2 separate regions of the Homo sapiens genome follow, and region 1 is linked to region 2. Evidence: chromatin loops called from intact Hi-C (ENCODE). Cell type or tissue: GM12878. All regions are shown on one strand. Links, peaks and the distances in the headings refer to the core of each region. The heading gives the core; the rest is flanking DNA. Region 1 has its middle 34 kb from the start of KCNA1. Region 2 has its middle 40 kb from the start of KCNA5.

Region 1 (5,384 bases), core at 190-5,189, 60 kb after region 2:
CAGGCAAGGGCAGAGCACATTTAACCCTGCACTAGTGATGGGAAGAAGGGTGCTGGAGAGACCTCAATTTCCAGGCCTTCTTGGCCTTTTCCAACTGCTGTGTTCCCCAGCCCCCTCAGGTCACTGCCATGGGCAACTGCTCCCTCTGAAGAAGCCACCACCAAACCAAGTCCTGAGCCAAACAATCCTCATCTTCGCTCTCTGTGGGAATCCCAGGATGCATAGGGAAAGTTTATCAGAAGCCATGGAATTGTGACTCCCATCCTCTGAATACTGGCCATGGGCCTGCAACATGCTAGGTGCTTCATATCTGATACGGCTTGGAGGTGTGTCCCCTCCAAATCTCATGTTGAAATGTGATCTCCAGTGTTGAAAATGGGGCCTAGTGGGAGGTGTTTGGGTCATGGGGTGGATCCCTCATTAGCTTGGTGCCCTCCCTATGGTCATGAGTGACTTCTCGCTGTTAGCTTATGCAAGAGTTGGTTGTTTAAAGGAGCCTAGCACCTCTTCCTCTCTCTCACTCCCTTTCTCACCATGTGACACATCTTCTCCCCCTTCACCTTCTGCCATGACTAAAAGCTTCCTGAGGTCTCCCCAGAAGCCAAGCAGATCCAAGTGCCATGCTTGTATAGCCTGCAGAACTGTAAGCCAAATAAATCTCTTTTCTTTATAAATTACCCAGTCTCAGGTATTTCTTTACACCCACACAAAATGGACTAACACAATATCCTTCACATCATTCTATCTCACAGTGACCTGTGAGGTAGAAGTTAATAGCCCTAGTGAATAAAAAAAGGTACTGCTGGGTGTGGTGGCTCATGCCTGTAATCCCAGCACTTTGGGAGGCCAAGGTGGGCAGATCACGAGGTCGGGAGTTTGAGACCAGCCTGACCAACATGGTGAAACCCCTCTCTACTAAAAATACAAAACTTAGCCAGGGGTGGTGGCGCATGCCTGTAATCTCAGCTACTCGGGAGGCTGAGGAAGGATAATTGCTTGAACTGGGAGGCGGAGGTTTCAGTGAGCCAAGATTGCACCACTGCACTCCAGCCTGGGTGACAGAGCGAGACTCCATCTCACAAAATTAAATAAATAAATTTTAAAAAGGTAACAAAAATTAAGTAATGTGCTCATGGTCAAATGCAAAAACAAACAAACAAACAAAAAAACACCAAATTCCTTTTCCATAGAGGAGCACTATAAGAAATAAAGGCATGACCCACTAGGATAGCTTAATTTTTTTTAATTAAAGAAATGCAAATAAGCATTGGTGAAGGTGGGCAGAAATTTGAACTGTTGTATATCACCAATGAGGCAGCCACTTTGGAGTCAGTTTGGCAGTTCCCCAACAAATTAGGCATAGAGAGTTGTCATATGACCCAGCAATTCCACTCCTAAGAACATTACAACTAAAAACATACAGTCACATGGAAATTTATGCACACACTCACAGCATTATTATTCATGTAACCAAAAGGTAGAAACAACCCAAATGTGCAGTCATCAGCTGATGAATGGGTAAACGAAATGAAGTAAAAAGGAATGAAATCCTGAGATACGTGCTACAAGGATGAACCTTGAGACAAAGGGCCACATGTGATACAATTCTATTTACATGAAATGTCCAGAATAGGCAAATCCACAAAGACAGACAGTAGATTAGTGGTTGCTTAGGTCTGAGGACAGGGGTAGACTGGTGACTGCTAGTGGGTACAGGGTTTTCACAGAAGGTGAAGAAAATGCAGAATTAGGTAGTGGTGATGGTTGCACAACCTTGTTACTAACAACCACAGATTGCACACTTTAAAAGGTGAATTTTATGGTAATGAAATATATATATATATATAAACATTTTAATAGAAGAGTGAGAAAAAAAGTGCTCAGACTTGAGTTATCTCTAAGGTACCTTCTAATCTAAAAACACAACGTCACACAGCACTGGAAGATGCTATGAGCTCATTCTTTTATTCATTTCAGTGAGTGCCACTATGTATTCAGCTAACAGCTGGAAATACTAAGCAATCAAGGCAGATGTGATCCCAAAACTTTCAGCACTCGTAGTCCAGGAATAAAGGCAAAAGAAACTATACAAAAATGCAATAATAAGAGATGCATGGGGTGCCATAAACATGCAAACACAGGCATCTAATCCCCATAGGGAAGAAAATCAAGAAAGGTCTCAAGAGGAAGTGATGTTTTACCTGAGTCTTGAAGGGTGAATAGGAGCTAGCTGAGCATTCCTTGCAGAAGGAGTAGTCTGTCATGTACCTAGCCCCAAGTGGGTGCTTAACATTATGTATTGAGGGAATGAATGCACAGCTTGGGCAAACACCCTAAAGGAAGAGCAGAACACATGAGAGGAGCCAAAATAAACTCTCAGTGGCTGAATCCTAAAATGTTAAAGCCTTAGGTGAGTGGAGACAGAGGAGACTATTCAGGTGAAATGAGGACGTAACTGTGTTGGGAGGAGTGTGGGCTTCATCCCAAGGACTATGGGCAGCCATGGAAGAGTTTCAGTTGCTAACTCTGGTAAGGGCTTTCTGTAGGACTAGATGTAATCAAAGAAGAGAAAGCAAAACCCCTTTGGCAAGTCTATGTGAGCTCGGAAGTAATCCCAGACCGGCTGGATAAAGTGAGGCAGACAAAATTAAGGCCTCCAAGAGGAGCAGGCCAGCCCTTCACTAGAGCAGGAAGAAGGGCACGGAAGCCCAGAACATCAGGCTGCAGAAAAGCCAGGTCATTTCCCGTGAACCTGGGAACACCCGCACTGCTTTACCCACTCTGAGCTGACAGGCTGCAGAAGACTGACCTTGCAAGGTGGCTCTTCTGGGACACCCTGTGTCCTCTCAACAGTCTTATACTGCGTGGTGAGCAGCAGTGCCCACTGAGGGGAATGGTCACAGAGTAGCAACTGGTAAAGTCTTAATGCCCAGTCAAGGGGAGAGGTTTGGGGGGCAAAACCCCAGGACAGGAGAAAGGAACCTAACATTTACTACTCAACTACTAAGTGCCAAGCAAGATGCTTCCCTTTTCTCAGTCAGTACTAACCACATTCTCTCCAGGAAGTTATTTATTATTTTCATTTCACAGATGAGAAAGCTGAGAACGAACAGCTAATTCTGGGGTGAGGAACCAGGCTCACATGGAAACTGGAAACCTCTGACTTCAGTTCCCATGCCTTCACTTTTTTTGTCGTTTCATTTTCAGATCTCAGGGCCTGAGAGTAGAGTACAACACACCCCTCAGTTCACGGTACGCTTCAGTTAAGAAGCATTGCAAGGCACTTCTTTTGTGCTGTTATTTTTTTTTCCCCCTTCATCGCTGATCCTGAGCCTTATTTCCCTCTCCTTAGCCTCCTGATAGAACCCATTCTAATGTGATAGGCATGTGTTCTTGGATAAATAGGAATTCTCGAAGAAGAGACAGTGTTCTAATGGCGGTCTGTGCATTTTCACTTTCCACTAGTAAATGTGTATTATAGAGCTCACGCTTAACTCAGGCCAATGCCTTTACAGATCCATCCATGGCTTCATGTACAGTATTCTACAATGCTCATGCACCACAGGTGGCTTGTCCATTCCCACAGTAATGACACCTAAGCTGCGTCCAGCTGCCAACTTCCACAAACAATGCTGTGGTGGGCGTCCTCATCCTGTCTCCAGACAGACCTGTGCAAGAGCTGTTCTGAGGTCAGCCCATAGGAGTGGGGCTGTGAGGTCATGAGTGTATGCTTAAGCCAATTACTGCTCAAATGGCCTACACTGATCTTCAGTTCCACCAAGTGAGCTTCTGTTTTTCTACATCCTCATAAATAAAAAATATTGTCCCATTTTAAAATGTTTTCTAATAATGATCAGGCCAAAGCAACCTCTCTTTTAAAAAAAAATTAGCATTCCCCAGGCTGGAGTCCAATGGCACAATCTCAGCTCACTGCAACCTCCACCTCCCAGGTTCAAGAGATTCTCCTGCCTCAACCTCCCGAGTAGTTGGGATTACAGGCACCCACCAACACACCCAGCTAATTGTTGTATTTTTAGTAGAGGGGTTTCACCATGTTAGTCAGGCTGGTCTAGAACTCCCGACCTCAGGTGATCCACCCACCTCGGCCTCCCAAAGTGCTGTGATTACAGGCATGAGCCACTGGGCCTGACCTCATTCCTCTTCTTTCTACTGACTTCTTAATGTTCTGTGGAAGAAATCCCTTGATGATTTTAGATGCTGAAGATAGCATTCCTATGTCTCGTCAGTGGTCTGTTAGTCTTTTAACTCAGCATAAGATCATTTTCATCTTACACTTTCCCCATAACCAAGCCTGCCTATTGTTACTTATACAGTAATGAAAGCAATACAGGTTCAGAAGCCAGGTGCCATAGGTTTTGATCCTTTGGATTTTGAGAATAAAGTGTAATATTTGCCAAGTGTGACTTACTGACTCTGCTGAGGTCCTTCAGATGACTTTTCCAAGTCCATGTTGATATCCTGTCTGCCTTTATGTTTCTACTCAGCCTATCAGTAGAGAACCAGGACATGAGAGGCAAGTGTAGACAAACAGCATCTAACATTCTCCCCAAAACTACCTATCTTTAGAAAAGTTTTTAAGTGCCTTGATTGTTAGAAAAGTTTTAAGTTCCTCCAATATCATCTGTTAATATTATTTGGGGGAAATACACCTGTGGTTGCTCCATAGATAGGTGCCTGCACTGAACAGGTAGGTGTGTCTGTGGGGATGCTTTGTTTGCATGTGTGTGGGCAAGGAAGAACTAGGAAAGCACTAGACTAGGAGTTCAAGATCTAGTCCTGGCTGACACCTGCTCACTGTGTGTCCTTGAGAAAGCCATCTCTGAGCTTCAGTTTTCACATCTGCAAAATCATGATCCAATGTAGATGGCCAGATAAGAACATCGGATTAAAAAAATATTTGCCAAATCTGAACGTGTTATTTAATCCTTTTCAAGGAAAAGTATTAATTATCCACTGTATATAGTGTCCGAAGTGGGTCAGAAACCTTCCCTAGGCTGCATTCATCTGGAAAGACAGGACTAAAGTCAGCCTGATTTTAGTGAGTCAAGAGGGGAGGAAGCACACAAGGAAGCTTGTCTTCTTACTGCCTCAGTAATGAAGCAGCAAATATGTCTTTTCTGGACCTGAAGGGGAGGCCTGCAGGGTCACATCTGGCTGATGCAGCAACCACAACAACCTCACAAAGACAAGACCCAGAACCGGGAGCAACAGCAACAAATCAGAGCCGGCCTCTTCTACCCTAGGTTCCAAAGACACTACATTCTCCTGGCCTTCGATGGGCAGCTCTGAGCTCCAGCTCAGTTTGGCCATTACCTGCAGCATCCCTTGGATCCCTGCCAGGGCCCTTATCACTTGCCTCTCTC
Region 2 (5,384 bases), core at 94-5,093:
CAGGCTGATCTCAGACACCTGGACTCAAGGAATCCATCCTCCTAAGCCTCCAAAAGTATTGGGTTTACAGGCATGAGCCACTGCACCCAGCCTTAAGTTGAGTTTCTGATATAGCCTGAATATTAACTTCTTGTCAGATGTATGGTTTGAAAATATTTTCTCCCACTTTATAGGTGTCTCTTTCAATCTGTCAATTATTTATTTGCTTTACAGAAGCTTTTTTGTTTGTTTGTTTTGATGGAGTTTCGATCTTTTCACCCAGGCTAGGGTGCAATGGCGCAATCTCAGCTCACTGCAACCTCTGTCTCCTGGGTTCAAGCAATTCTCCTGCCTCAGCCTCCCAAGTAGCAGGGATTACAGGCACCTGCCACGAGGCCCAGCTAATTTTTTTATTTTTAGTAGAGACGGCGTTTCACCATGTTGGCCAGGCTGGTCTCGAACTCCTAACCTCAGGTGATACACCCACCTAGGCCTCCCAAAGTGCTGGGATTACAGGTGTGAGCCACTGTGCCCAGCCCAGAAGCTTTTTAGTTTTATGCAATTCCATTTATTTTTGCTTTTGTTGCCTGTGCTTTTCTGGTCATATCCAAAAAATCATTGCCCAGATGAATGTCAAAAAACTTTTTCTCTATGTTTTCTTCTAGTAGTTTCACATCTTACTTTTATGTTTTTAATGCATTTTGAGTTGATTTTTTATATGGTGTGAGAAAATGGTTCAGTTTTATTCTTCTGCATGTGAATATCCAGTTGTTCCCACACACTTTATTGAAAAGAATATATTTCCCACCTTGTATATTCTTGGCAACTTTGTCAAAGAGCAATTGACTGAAAATGAATAGATTTATTTCTGGGTTCTCTATTCTGTTCCATTGGTCTATATGTCTATTTTCATGCCAGTATTATACTGTCATGATTACTATTGCTTTGTAGAATATTTTGAAATCAGGTAGTGTGATGTCTCCCTCTATTCTGCATAATGCTCTCTGTGTGTGCATAATTCTGCTGCTGTTGGATGGAATGTTCTGTATGTGCCTGTTAGGTCCATTTGGTCTATAGTGTTGTCCAAGTCCACCGTTTCCTACTGACTTTCCATCTGGAAGATCTATTCATTGTTGAAAGTGAAGTATGGAAGTCTCCTACTATTATTGTATTTCTGTCTATTTCCCCCTTTAATTTTTAAAATATTTTCTTTATGTACTTAGGTGCTCTAATGTTGGGTGCATACGTATTTATCATTGTTATATGCTTTTGATGAGTTTATCCCTTTATCATTATACGTAGGATAAAACTTTTTTATTTCTTGTGACAGTTTTTCACTTAAAATCTAATTTATCTGATTTTGGAATAACCACCCCACTCCCCTTTTTGGTTACCATTTGTATGGAATACCTTTTTCCATCTCTTCACTTTCAACCTATATGTATCTTTAAAGCTGAAGTGACTCTCTTTTAGGCAGCATATAGTTGGATCTTTTTCCCCCCCAAATACGCTTAACCACTCTATTGTTAAATTAAATTAAATTTGGTCTGACAATGCCTCTGCACTTTGAGTCCCTCTTTAATTAACTTCAACCTAACATAGGATGGAAACTAACTGCAAGCCTAACTTAGGAGTATAATTTTATAACAGGTAACTGAGTCTCAGCCAGTCTCAGCAGCTGAGCTTCAGTCAGTTGCAGGGGGCCAACTGATAAGAACATGCTCAAATAAGACAAATGAAGCCATAACCCATCAACTGGTCTCTGCACCTCCCTTCCATTTTCTGTCCATAAATGCTACCTGACCATGTTGCAGCCTGGAGTTCTCTGAACCTATTTGGTCTGAGGACTGACTGATTCATGAATTTTTGTTATTTGCTCAATTAAACTCTATTAAATTTAATCTGTTTAATGTTTTTCTGTTAACATTATTAGACTCCAGGATCCTGGATTCATAAGGGCTAGCCTAGCACTAGGGTCCACAGTGAAACTGGCGGTCACTTCGCTCTCTTTCCTCCACGTAGAAGGTATCTCTCGGTGATGCCCTGCATAGGCTTGGGGGTGTGAGGACACAGGTAATCTGAAGCTGTCCTTCCTACTGCCTTCAATGTGTCTTTTCTTTTTTATTTTATTTCATTTTATTTTATTATTATTATTTCACTTTAAGTTTTAGGGTACATGTGCACAATGTGCAGGTCAGTTACATATGAATACATGTGCCATGCTGGTGTGCTGCACCCATTAACTCGTCATTTAGCATTAGGTATATCTCCTAATGCTATCCCTCCCCCCTCCCCCCACCCCACAACAGTCCCCAGAGTGTGATGTTCCCTTTCCTGTGTCCATGTGTACTCATTGTTCAATTCCCACCTATGAGTGAGAACATGCGGTGTTTGGTTTTTTGTCCTTGTGATAGATTACTGAGAATGATGATTTCCAATTTCATCCATGTCCCTACAAAGGACATGAACTCATTATTTTTATGGCTGCATAGTATTCCATGGTGTATATGTGCCACATTTTCTTAATCCAGTCTATCATTGTTGGACATTTGGGTTGGTTCCAAGTCTTTGCTATTGTGAATAGTGCCGCAAGAAACGTACGTGTGCATGTGTCTTTACAGCAGCATGATTTATAGTCCTTTGGGTATATACCCAGTAATGGGATGGCTGGGTCAAATGGTATTTCTAGTTCTAGATCCCTGAGGAATCGCCACACTGACTAATCAGGTACTGTAATCTATCACCCAGATTCCTGAGCTCTTCTGAAGGTATTTTCGTGCACAGATTGTTGTTCAAATTCATGTTTCAGTGAAGGGGCAAGTGCTGAAAAGTCCTTTTCTGCCATCTTGCCAATGACGTCACTGCCTCATTGCCTGTTTTGATCACTGTCTTGATCTACTTCCTAGAGCCATGCCCACACATAGCAGACACTCCATAAATATTTGTTGAATGAATAAATGAATGAACAAATAAACAGGTGAGTGAAACCCTCTACCCCAGGCCTGGAATGTGTTCTGTGATGACTTCTGTGTGTTGGCCTTGCTTGGGTTTGTGCTGCCTGGTGCTGCTAGGTTTCCAGGTGACCAAATACACACCATCACTCAAAGGCAATTGAATCTGGTTGGCAAGCCTGGCCCGGAGTGGCCAATGCCTTTCCCTCTCTCGCCACTAGAGGACAGAGGCGACCCATGGATTCAGCCAACGCCAGTCAGTTCTGCCACCCGGGCTCCAAAGGCACCTTGGGCTTCCTGATGAACAGAAACTAACTGGCCCTGTTGTGACACCTCTAACTCAGAGGTCGCCACTGAGGTACCAAGTAGAGAAAAGGCATAAAATGCAAGTTCCGTATCCTCACCCAGGGTATGAAGATTGAAACAGGAGTTGTCCTCACTTCCTTGGCTGTCCCTGCAGTGGGGACGCCCAAACTAAGGGCTCCCAGCGCTCTGCGTGTTCTGACCCAGGCAACGTCACCTTTTGGAAAGACAGGCTTGCACCCTGCTCCGCAAAATGAGGAAGGTAAATGTTCCTAACCCAAAAACTGCCTGAAGAAGCAGGCCTGAAGAGTTGAAACAAGAGGAGGGCCTCAGTGCATGCCCAGGAGTGTATGTGAGATACAGGTCAGTCCAGCCAACCTGTCCTGGGTGCTTGCCTACATGTCTCTGCTCAGATGGTCCTCCAGGCACTTCTGCAAAGTGAGTATGATGATTACAAGTTAACACGTTAACTTGTAATGAGTGGTAAACTTGCCCACAGTTACATAGCTGGTGCATGACAAAGCCAGGGCTCTGGCACAGGGTGAACTGGCTTCATGGTTCCTGCAGTTCCCCCCATGGGACCACCAATTATAAGGACACTGGGGCTTTGGAAAATGAGCAAACCCTGGTATTGTGGAAAAGGTAGTGAAGCTCCAGGATGGATCAACACACGTAAAGAACTTCGTTGACTATCACAACTTCTCATTGTATTCTCACAACAAATCTACAAAGAGTGGTGGCTCATTCCCCATTCTGGAGCCGAGGAAAAAAGGCAGGGCCAGATGAAGAAGTGCCTGCCGCGTGCTGACCACAGGCCACTGCATCCCATGACCAGAGGATAAGAGGAGGGGCCACACTGTTCCTCCATCTCCTGATTCCCCTAAAGACCAGCACATGTCCAGGCTCTTCTATTTCTCTGTTACTTCTGTTGCTCTGGTTCCTGCCCTGCAGAGGGGGTGGCCATGACCCCGCTACCCTTCATCCAGCCCTCCAAGATACCCATTAGCCTGCTCCTCTTAGGCCTGATGTGAAAAGTCTGAGATGTAAAAAAAAAACAAGACTGTAACCCTTAAAAAATGTGCACACTCTGCTTCTCTTTTTCAAAGATTTTGGCAAGAATAACATGAGTTTCCATGGGACAAATCACAAGCCTTTTTCTTTTTTTTTTCCCCTCAGCCCCTAACTCATTTCAATTCAATGCAACAGAAATGGACTTGGCTAGGCACCAGCACTGTCCTAGGCCCTAGCAGGGAGCTGCGAGGTGGGTGTCCATGAACCTGAGCAGTTCAGCCCCCGATGATGGGAAGAGCAGCCATGCACAGAATGCAAATGCTGGGTGCTAACGCTGCTTGCATTGGGGTATACTTCTTTCACTCGGTAGCTTGGAGATGACCTCAATGTTAGGATGAGGCTCTACGAGGCAAAGGCTCCCAGGCCAACCATGGGCTCCTCGGAGGGCAGAGTCACAGAGCACCTGCAGCCACAGAGTTCTCCCTTCTCCATTGCTGCTTCTCGTGCTAGGAGCCAGGTTTGTGTTCCCAGGAGACACAGTGGCCGTGGGGCTCCATGTCTCTGAACTGCTCAACCTCCCTAGCAGCCCACACTGGGTAGAACCAACTTGCAGCAAGCCTGTATTCTCCTGACCAGCTGAGGCATAGGCTTCTCTCTCCCTGGGAAGACAGCATCCCATTTCTTTATCTGAGGTGTCTGCTCTTAACTGGGCTCAAGCCATCATAGTTGCCTTTCCTGCTGCAATTGCAGGAAACACTTTGTAGGTGGGTGCTTCTTTCTCTAAGGCACTCGAAGTCCCCCAAACCTTCTCTTGTTCACCACTGTGAGTAGGTCACAGCACTATTCTCCCTAATTAACTGGGGCAGAGGAGGAAGGCCAGGAGATTGCTGCTCTGAGTTTTGCCATGCACTATCAGCCAGATTGACAGGAGCACATGGGTACGCACCTCCCGGGGCTGGGTCTCATTCATGAGTTCACAATACACAGAGGCCTCCTGCTGTGACCAAGTGCATTTTCAGCATGGGGAAAATGGCTGGCACATAGTAGGTGCTCAAAAATGTTGCCGGATGAAGGAACTGGTGGCATGCTTGCTCAGTTTTGACAAAATAGCTCTCCAGAGCCTCCAGATATACAGGTCAC

The links. A loop is a pair of places that touch in the nucleus more often than their neighbours do. Peaks named below come from ENCODE experiments on the same cell type or tissue, not always from the same donor. Only the 100,000 strongest peaks of a DNase experiment are listed, where the experiment ranks them.
Region 1: it touches region 2 in a loop (2.0-fold over the local background); 5 of 110 quality-filtered maps call a loop at or near these places.

Annotation. Positions count from the first base shown.
Region 1 is chr12:4,941,534-4,946,917 of GRCh38, reverse strand. No RefSeq gene overlaps it. Among named protein-coding and RNA genes, the nearest start is that of KCNA1, 34 kb to the right of the region's middle. In GM12878, for the core only: no CTCF peak of the experiment used is centred there; DNase peaks (open chromatin) are centred at 3,137 and 3,733; H3K4me3 peaks cover 584 bases; H3K27ac peaks cover 2,528 bases.
Region 2 is chr12:5,000,973-5,006,356 of GRCh38, reverse strand. No RefSeq gene overlaps it. Among named protein-coding and RNA genes, the nearest start is that of KCNA5, 40 kb to the left of the region's middle. In GM12878, for the core only: a CTCF peak has its summit at 3,149 (motif pointing right); no DNase peak of the experiment used is centred there.